2 separate regions of the Homo sapiens genome follow, and region 2 is linked to region 1. The links are chromatin loops, found by intact Hi-C in ENCODE. Cell type or tissue: Calu3. All regions are shown on one strand. Each heading gives the region's core, and the rest is flanking DNA. Links, peaks and the distances in the headings are about the cores only.

Region 1 (5,381 bases), core at 260-5,259:
CACTTTGGGAGGCTGAGGTGAGTGGATCACTTGAGGTCATGAGTTCAAGACTAGCCTGGCCAACATGGCTAAACCCCGCCTCTACTAAAAATACAAAATTAGCCAGACATGGTGGTTCATGCCTGTAGTCCCAGCTACCCAGGAGGCTAAGGCATGAGAATTGCTTGAACCCAGGAGGGGGAGGCTGCAGTGAGCCGAGATCACACCACTGCACACCAGACTGGATAACAAAGCAAGACTCCATCTCAAAAGTAAATAAATAAGTAAATAAATACATACAAATAAAAAATAAAACCCTGGAAGCCTTTGCCGTTGGATTATTTCTGCCTCTCTCTATATTTGATATAGTCAATTTCCATCTTTCAATTTAAAGTTTTCTCACAGTGGTGATAAAATATTGGGTTTGGGAAAGAAAATGCCTGCTGCAGGGGAAGAAGGAGGAGGCTGTTCTCTGGAGCACAAGGAGCCGAGGCTGCTCAAAGTTCTGCTGTGTCATTTTTCCTCCTCATTGCCGCCCAGTGAGCATCAAGCATCACTGGTATTAGGGGATAGGAACGGCTTTTAAACCTCTGTCTTCAGGGCCCGTCTGCCAGGTGCAGTTTCTGGCTTCATGTGTTGAGTAGGTTGGTCAAATCAAATCTCCTGGACCCCCTCCGAGGATGTGGTTGCCCTGGGCCCTACACAGTGATACATCACACAGCTTCATCCCTTCCAATTAGCGCCCGGTACGCGAATTGATGTACTGAGAATTAACATCATTGATCTTCATCCAAGAATATGGCCAACAAGGCATAATTTTTTTCTGATCAATGTTGCTGATCAATGACCTAATATAAAAAAAGGAAAAAAGGAAGGGCATCCCCAGGCATCAGGGTGGATTGATGCGCCTCTATGCATGCAGTTCCAATAGACCTCAGGGCCTGTTCTCTGCTGGGGATTCACATTAATAACAGACAGTCTTTCAAGCACAATGAGAAACTTGTGCTCCATGCTTCCAAGGAAATCCCATGTTTCTCCAAGAGAGAGGGGAAATCAGGCACCTCCTATGGCAACCAGCCTCGGGGCAGACAGAACTCAGTGCCTGCCACAGCTAGGTAAGGCCCGGTGGCCCACTTTATAGAAGTGGCAGGAACCAGTGGGCTCCCCACGTCCACCCCCTCTAGGCCACTGTCTTTGTGCCACAGTTTATTGGGATCCTCTGTGGGAGGTGGACCAGGGAATAATAAGGAAAGAAAACAATTTACTTCTCCCCAGTTATATCCAACCGAGGTAAGTCAAGCTCTCTGGGAGTCTGTCCACGGCAGAGGAAATTCTAGCTCCAGGTTTCCAGTGTGAAGGCAAAAGGGTGAAATTGTCCACGTGTTACCAATCTCAAGTCTCCCTGCTTTTTATCTCCTCCCAGGGCTCCTACTGCCCCCACCCCCTGCCCCCAGCGCGACTCCATTAGTCATGCCTCAGCTGCCCAGCAAGAGGCTCACCTTGTCACACTGCAGGGTTTATTTATTACCCACGCTGGGGGTATTTGCATTTCAAAATAAAACCCTGCAGAAAGCAATGGCTCCATCTAAAAGAATGACTCTCCATTGTTTGAATGTCAAGCACTGTGGTTCACTGGAGCAGGGCCTCCCAGCTTGGTACACCGTTGGGGTTGGGGGACCAGCATTTATGATACCCTGGAATGACACTGCTTAGGAAGCCACCTTTTTGGTGCCTTTCAGTTGATTTCAGGCAGTCATTCATGCACTGTTTCTCGAACACTGTCTGTGCATCTGCCCGGCACCCACACTACGGATGCACGATGGTGACAGGCAGCACTGTGACAACAGCATGGCAGAGTTTACCATTCCTGCCGTCCCCTCTGCTTTTGGCCTCTCCTCCACAATTACTTGCTTTTCCTTGATAAGGAGGAGGGAAAATTGCAATCTAGTCTCCTAACCCAGATGTCACCAACAAATATCACCAGATAGTCACTAACCTCAAAAAATGAGGCTTAATTGGTGGCAATTTTGCTAAGTAACTTCAGTTCCTTTTGTCTCAGTTTCTACCTTTATATGGAAAAGGACACTTGTCACATGAAATTCATGAGCTCATGTCTATACCTCACTGCCCAGTGTTGTATTATTTACTCTGCGGTATGAGTGTCTCTTTCCATTGTAATAACAAGGTCACTGGGCAGAAAATCACTTCATAGAGAAAGGGGTAAAGGACACCTCCAAAAGAAAAAAAAAAAAAAAAAGACAGGAGTGGAAATCAATCCCTCACCTTCCTCAAAGCAGCCCTGTCTCGTAACTGCCACAATCTAGCTGTGAATCCTGCCATCTGGAAGCACCCCCACACCCTCCTTCCGCCTCGCTGACACACCATCAATTTCCAAATGTAACCGACAATCCCACCTCTTCCCCAGGGTCTCGTAATTTCTCTCTCCTTTTGCCCTCTATCTTATTTAAACCACTTGACTCTGTCCTGCCTATTCTGGAGGTGTTGATCAAAAACCAGTTACATTGTTTATAGAGAAATGCCCTCAGCTTCTGGATGTCTGCAGTTTCTAGTCACAACGGCTGTGATTCTTTGAAGTGGCCAGTAAACCAGATTTTTGACAGGTGTGGAGGGAAATAATTCCCAGACTGAGGAAAGAAGCTGCAAGCCGTTGTCTCATTCCTTGTGTTAGAATGCCATCAAGTGACAGACCAGAGAACACCGCTGCAAACCTTGAGCACCTTTTATGTCTAATATTCCAAGACCTCCCTGGGAGAGAAAATATGTAAACCAATAAATATAAATGCCAAAATAACCCGTCACGGTCCAAATGGCCAAATTAGTATTAAAGGCAGTTCTTGTCCAGGTGTCAAGAAGCCTTATTTATTTGTTTATTTATTTATTTATTTATTTAGATCAAGTCTCACTCTGTTGCCCAGGCTGGAGTGCAGTGGCACGATCTCAGCTCACTGCAACTTCTGCCCCCCAGGGTCAAGCAATTCTCATGCCTCAGTCTCCCGAGTAGCTGGAATAACAGGCGAGCACTGCCACACCCGGCTAATTTTTGTATTTCTAGTAGAAACAGGGTTTCACCATATTGGCCAGGCTGGTCTCGAACTCCTGACCTCAAGTGATCTGCCCGCCTCGGCCTCCAAAGTGCTGGGATTACAGGCGTGAGCCCCTGCACCCGCTCAGAGTTCCTTACATTCTTGAATAGAATATAAGATGGTAGAAACCTAACAATCTGAGAATTATAACCCAATTTTCAGTATTGCAATGCTGGGTCATGTTTTACCATTTGGTTCCCGATGGGAAGAAGCCAGGGGCAACCCTCAAAGCCACCAGTGCTCCAAAAGGAAAGGCCAACGGGGGCCGCCAGGTGGGTGCTAAAGCTGTATCCTCCATCCAGAGGCTCACGGCTTCTGGGGATCCTCAAGAAGCCTAAAGACCCAAGAGAAACAGGGGAACTTCCTCAAGCTCACAAAGAGAGCAGCTGCACCCCAGCCCCGGCCCCTGCTGCTCTGCAGATAAGTGCCAGGTATGAAATGAGGGCCGGTCCTCGGAATTGTGCATTGACAGGCAGGGTTGAAGCCTCAGGAATGAGGTAATGGTAAATGCCTGCACACACAGATTTAACATTTTTCATTTTTTTTCCCCTCTTAGAGACAAGGCTCACTCTGTCATCCAGGCTAGAGTGCAGTGGCTTAATCATAGCTCAATGCAGCCCCGAACTCCTGGGCTCAAGCGACCCTCCCGTCTCAGCCTTCTGAGTGGCCGGGACCACAGAACTAGTGATAGCATGGAGAAGATGGAAATGACACTGTGTCCAGACCAGAAAGGGGGCATTCTACAAGCTGACAATCTCCATGTCCCAGCACTTCAGACAGCTGAAGCCCCTGAAGCCTCAGACAGCTGAGGGCTCCTGGCAGTGAAGCAGCCTTCAGGCCCCAGAGCACCCAGAGAGCTTCTCCCAGGGTCCCTCTCTCTCTAGCACCAGTGGTACCTGGGCTGCAGGGAGGTTGGTAGGGGTCCCCAGGGATTCCTTCATGTGATAAGCTAGACACGGGGCCCCAAAGAGGCTTCAGGGCTTGAGGAAGATAAATATTTATCAGATCATTACAAAGGAAGAGTGTGGCTGGGCAAGGTGGCTCACGCCTATAATCCCAATACTTTGGGAGGCCCAGGCAGGCAGGTCACTTGAAGTCAAGAGTTTGAGACCAGCCGGGACAACATAGTGAAGCCCTATCTCTACTAAAAGTACAAAAATTAGCAGAGTGTGATGGCGCATGCCTGTAGTCCCAGCTATTCGGGAGGCTGAGGCAGAAGAATCGCTAGATCCCAGGAGGCAGAGGTTGCAGTGAGCTGAGATGGCATCACTGCACTCCAGGCTGGGTGATGGAGCAAGACTGTCTCAAAAAAAAAAAAAAAGCTAAAAACAAAAAACAAAAAACAAAAAAAAAAACATAGGAAGAGGGTATATGGTCTGGGGAAGTATTCTCAGTAGTTACAAAAGTGTTAAGTCGGCCTGGGTGCAGTGGCTGATGCCTGTAATCCCAGCACTTTGGGAGGCCAAGGTGGGAGGATTGCTTGAGGCCAGGAGTTCAAGACCAGCCTGGACAACGTAGTGAGACCCCCAATTTTACAAAAATGTTTTTAATTACCCAGGCGTGATGACATGCACTTATGGTCCCAGCCACTCAGGAGGCTGAGGCGGGAGGATTGCTTGAGCCCAGGAGTTCGAGGCTATTGTAAGCTATGATCAAGCCACTGCACTCTAGCCTAGGAAACAGAGCAAGACCCTGTCTCTAAGGAAAAAAAATTTGTTAAATCGGAACATGCAGGTATTTACCATCACAGGGAACATTGAAAGTATTTTTTAGCTTTGAATTTCCATGCCTCTGCTGAAAATTCCTCATCTGCTCACCTGTTTGACCCATCTTTCCCTCTAAGTTTGTTAATCTATTTATAATAGTATTTTAAAGGCCTCGTCTTCCAGTTCAGCGTCTGGGTCACCTACGCTTCTGCTCTAGTGACTTTCTTTCCATGATTGTGGGTCACAGTGTCCTGTTTCTGTGGGTGTCGTATACACTGTTTTTTATATTTCAAGCTGGATGTTGTATATTAAAGAACAGCAGAGACTGGAGAAGACCAAAGGGTCTTTCCATCTCCCAGAAAAGGCACCCCTTTTCCTTTCAGGAAGCTTTGCTGAGGGGTTGACCTCTGCACAGAATCAGGTTTAAATAGCTTCAGATCCCCTCTGGCTTCAAATCATTTTCGTTTTTTGAGACAGGGTCACACTCTGTTGCCCAGGCTGGAGTGCAGTTGCAATCATAGCTCACTGTAGCCTTGACCTTGACCTCCTGGGCTCAAGCAGTACTCCTACCTCAGCCTCCAGAGCAACTGGG
Region 2 (5,381 bases), core at 116-5,115, 130 kb before region 1:
TGGACACAGGAAGGGGAATATCACACTCTGGGGACTGTGGTGGGGTCGGGGGAGGGGGGAGGGATAGCAAAAAAAAAAAAAAGTGTATTTTTATGGAATACATAAAAGGTAACTCTTGTGAGTTATGACTTTGAAAAAAAAAAAAAAGAAATTAAAATCATTTGAGAACCACTGACTGTAAAAAAAAAAGACAGACAGTTTATCTTAAGAATAACTGGTGTTCCTAAAGAAAAAAATCCAACAAGTAGAACAAAATATGTATTCAAAGATATAATACAAGAAATTTTCCCTGTATTGAAAAAAATAAATGAACATGCTAAAAACAAAACAAAATAAACAAAATAGCACAATGTGTTTTAGCAACATTTGATACAGAAATTCCAACACAAAGACACAGCCCATCCAATTAAGTTATTAAACTTCAAAGTTAAGAGAGAAATTTTTACATATCTAAGCAGAAAGAGAAAAATCACACACAATGGGAAAATCAGGCAAGACACTGACTTCTCTACAGCAACACTCAGAGCCCGACAAAAAGGTATTAATGTCTGTGTTTGGAGGGAAAGAAAAGGCAGCAAAGAATATTACACCCAGCCAAAGTTATTCATGTATAAAGGCAAGAAGCATCCATTCTGAAATGTTAAATACTTCAGGAAATGTAGAACACAGAAGCCTTTTTCAAGAAAATAAAATGAACTATTCACAATTAAATCCAAGCAATTAACAGATTAGAAATACGTAAAAATAAACATAGGAATTGAGACATTGGGGTAGAAGAAGGAGGAATGAGCAGAGAGTTCACTTAAATATAGATAAACATTAAGTAACTCAGGGAATTATGATGACAGAACAAAGTGTGAAATTAATTAAGCTGGACAAGGTAAAAGTAAAAAAGCTAACAACTCTTGGGAGATAGGATGGTAAAATGACGGGGAGGTGAGTAAATCAACATCTCATCTTTCAAAGAAAGGAGCCAATAGACTAAATTTGAAACTTTTGAGAAAACTCGAAACTTGAAATGAATTTTTTTTTAAAAAAATGACTATAAACTCCTGATGTGTTTCACAATCTCTCTTTTTTGTTTTTAAGGGATTTTCTGGGAAATAAATTTTACATAAAAAAATATGTATTTGAAGTTCACAGTTCCCTCAGTTTCACTTCACTTACATTTTCTTCTATTAAGTAAAATTAAATACTTTATATTTTGAAATAACATCTAGAGATGGTCATTTTTTATAAAGATAAGTATTTGTCCAGGTATCCATGTTACTTTCTATCAGCATACATAGGTGTCTGGAATTATGTTTGCCTAAGTTAGTGAGATTTAGGGTTTTTTAAAAGATTTTCTTCACTGTACATTTTTGCCTCATTTAACGTCTTTATGATATGCATGATTCATTTTTATAAAAGCAATAGAATGATTTCCTTAAGGCAATTATGCCAAGATATTAATTATAGTGATTAATTTCTGGTAGTAAGAATACTGATGGGTTTTTTTTGTTTGGTTTGGTTTTTCATAATGCAACTTAAACTTCAAAAAATATAGTTAGGAAAAATAAGGATGGATAATCATGAAAAAATAGAAGTAAAATCTGTAATTTCTAAATCAGGAGAGGAAAGTGATGAAAGCTTTAGTAATTAAATGTAAATGAGGAAAAGAGTTGAAGAGAAGAAAATAAAATGGTAAAGAAAACATATATCAGACCCTGTTGAAAACAAACAAAAAAAGAAAACATAAAATAAGCAGTAAAAATAAGTTCAAATAGATCATGTCAGCACTTGTAATAAATATAAACAGGTTTAAGTTATAAATTAAAGGACAGAGTCTAACAAATTGGATTTTTCTTAATCTAGTGATATTTTGCTTATAAGAGACACACGAAAATAAATGACCCAGGAAGGTCAAAAATAGAGGAATGGAAAGAATATCGCTGGCACAACAACAACAAAGCAGAATAGCAATATTAGTAGCAGATAAAATCTAACTTAAGGCAAAAAGCATTTATGGAGATAAAGAACTCCATGTAATTATAAAAGGAAAGGACTCACCAAGGAGATATAACAGTCATGAATTTTATGTACCTCACAGCAACATAGCCTCAAAAATGTGTAAAGCAAAACTGACAGAATTTTAAGAAGAAACTGATAAATCTATAATCAGAGTGGGAGATTCTGGCTCACTGTATTGGAAATTGCTCCAGCAGACAAAAATTACTTATAACATAGAAAACTTGTACAACATCGTAGCAAGCTTGGTCTAATAGATATACAAAGAATCCGTCAACAAATACAAAGTGTGCATTATTTTCAAGAAGATAAGGAATACTTACAAATAACAAATCTTGCAACAAAAGTCTCAACAAATTTCAGAAAATCAAATATCAACAAATATTATTCTCAGACCCCAATGCAATTAACTCAGAAATTGACAATTAAAAGACAAAAATATAGAATATTTTAAAATTACACTCCTAAATTACTTGTGTGTTAAAAGTGCAAATTACCGAAACATTAAAATATCAGGGGCTAAAGGAAAACAGGGTTCTACAAAACATAAGTTGTGGAATAAATTCAATACTGTTCTTGATAAATTCATTTACATAAAAAGAGTGAAAATAAATGTTATACAACTCAAGAAGAAGATTAAACTCAAAAAAGGAAAAGGAAGAAAATGATCGTAGTTAAGGACTAGAATGTAAGTAGTTTATTAAGGAAGTACTCCCAGAAGAAACAAGTAAGGAAGTGGGAAAACACAGTAAATACAGAGAAGATTTGTTCTGTCTTACGGCAAAAGAGTTGAGATATACTGTATCTAGCCAGTTACTGGCTACAGGATGTCTGAGGTGGGAAGCATGTAAGCCTCAGGCACCTTTAGCTCTCCATACCAGCAGGTGGCTCCAGTGCCCAACAGCAGTCCTTTGAAGATTGCAAGTGCAAATTTTTAAGAGCAAAATACACGGAAGCTTTGGGAGATGAGCTTACTGAGCTGGTAAATAGAATGCACAGGCATTTAGTAAGGGCATCCAGGGAGGCTACTACAGAATTTTACAGAGGAGGAAAACAAGTACCACCACCAAAGGAAATGTTCAATACAACCAGAAATCACTCATTTTAAAAGAACGAAGTAGATAGATCTCTAGAAAAACAGATGAAGAACAGCAAAACTGCATTTTTCAAAAGGCAATATGTAAGCAGCCAACATTGACTACGCCTAGTACGACATATCTCTCCCACCCATTACAACTAAAAATTCTAGACAAAATACAAAAAGCAACTACCTGGGGGTTTTGAAAAGTTAACAATTCCAGAGCAACCACTAAGAAAAGTGCCAGTAGATTAATTTAAAAGAAATTTAAGAAAAAAAAAGAAGGCAGAAAAGAAAAGAAAAACAAAAGTAGAGAGGACAACAAACAACAATAAAACGTAGACCTAAATCCAAACATATCAATTATTGTGTTAAACGTAAATGACTTAAACATCAAGTAAAAGACAGAGATTATCTATTTGGATTTTCTAAAGACCCACATATCTGCTATACAAATACTTAAGGAAGAAACAGTAACAACTCTATTCAATTTATTTCAGAATATAGAAAAGGAATGAATACTTCCCAACTCATTTTGTAAGAGATGTATTACCTTGATTTCAAAATCCAACGAAGACATTACAAGGATTTTTAGAAGTTAAAAACTACAGATCAATATTTCTCATGAGTGTAGATGCAAAATTATCACCAAAATATTAACAAATTCTAATAATATTATAAAGATAATACACCACGATCACATGAGGTTTACTCTGAGGATGCAAGGTTAGTTTAACCTTGCAATCAATGTATCGTATTAGCAGACTAAAGAAGAAAAACCATGTGATTATCTTAATAGATGCAGAAAAAGCACTTAACAAAAGTTTACCACCATGACTTTTTTTAATACTCAGCAACCTAGGAATTTAAGAGAACTTTCTAAACCTGATTAGGGCCATCCACAAAAGAAACCTACAGCTAACATCAAATTTAATAGTGAAAGATGGAATGCTTCTCCCCTAAAATGAGAAACAAGGCAAAGATATCTACCTTCATCTCTCTTATGCAGCATCATACTGGAAGTCCCAGCTAGTTTGACAAGGCAAGAAAGGGAAATAAAAAGCATACAGATTGCAAAAGAAGAAATAAATATCCCTTTATTTTCAGATAACATGATGTTAAATTAAATACATTAAATACAAGATCAATAAACAACAAATCAATTGTATTTCTATATACTAGCAATGAAAAACATTTAAAATATGTTTTACCATTTACTGAAACAGGAAACACATAGATATAAATCTAACAAAATATATGCAAGACCTGTAGGCTGAAAACTATGAAACACTCATAAAAGAAAACATTCTTTTCTTTTCTAAATAAATGGAGTGACAAATGTATGTCCAGAGGTTGGAAATTCAGTATTGCTCTCAATTCTCCCTAAAATGGTCTACAAATTCAATGCAATCTCAATCAAAATCTTAGCAGAAATTGTTGCAGATACTGACAGGGTGTGTCTAAAATTTATTGGGAAAGGCAAAGGAAATAGAGTAACCAAAAAAATTTTGAAAAATAAAAGTAAAGTTGGAGGACTCCCACTACCTGATTTTAATGCTTATCATAAAGCTACAGTAACCAAGAGAGTGTGATACTCGTGGCAAGATAGACATATAGATCTATGGAAAATAAAGAAACTCCAGAAATAGACACAGACAAAGGTGGCCAACTGATTTTTGACAAAAGTGCAAAGGCAAGTCAACTGAGAAAAACATAATGCCTTCAACAAATGGTGATTAAACAATTAGGCAGACAAAAACAAACTCTACTGACCCATCCACACCTCACACCTTATGAAAATATTAAAACGTAGTATAGGAATAAATGTTAAATTACAACACTTCTAGAAAAAAAGGAAATCTTTATGACTTTGGGTTAGAAAAAAATTCTTAGATACATCGCAAAAATATGATCAACAATAGAAAAAAAATGAATTTGATCCAAATCAAAAACTGCTCTGTGAAAGACACTACTAATAAAATGAAATGAGAAGCCACAGACTGGGAGAAAATATTTGCAAATCATTTATCTGACAAGAAAAACTTCTATTCAGACTATATCTTAAAATCTAAAAACTCAACAACAGGAAAACAAACAACCCAATACAAAGTGGGCAAAATATTTCAAAAGGCACTTTGACAAAGATGATACACACAGAGCAAATAAACACTTAAAGGTTTTCTACACCATTAATCATTAGAGGAAACACAAATTAAAAACCACAGTGACCTGCTAAAAAGACTAACCTGTGCCTATTAAAACAACTGAAAAAAATAAGTAAAACCTGATCATTTTA

Evidence for each region. Hi-C counts contacts between places; a loop is a spot of excess contacts. Peaks named below come from ENCODE experiments on the same cell type or tissue, not always from the same donor. Only the 100,000 strongest peaks of a DNase experiment are listed, where the experiment ranks them.
Region 2: it touches region 1 in a loop (7-fold over the local background); 8 of 110 quality-filtered maps call a loop at or near these places.

Annotation. Positions count from the first base shown.
Region 1 is chr19:29,594,774-29,600,154 of GRCh38, forward strand. No RefSeq gene overlaps it. Among named protein-coding and RNA genes, the nearest start is that of POP4, 8.8 kb to the right of the region's middle. RefSeq lists enhancers at 1,186-1,686, 1,687-2,187. In Calu3, for the core only: no CTCF peak of the experiment used is centred there; a DNase peak (open chromatin) is centred at 2,658.
Region 2 is chr19:29,465,120-29,470,500 of GRCh38, forward strand. All of the region lies in intron 1 of VSTM2B-DT (VSTM2B divergent transcript), which reads right to left. Among named protein-coding and RNA genes, the nearest start is that of VSTM2B-DT, 58 kb to the right of the region's middle. In Calu3, for the core only: a CTCF peak has its summit at 2,953; a DNase peak (open chromatin) is centred at 2,892.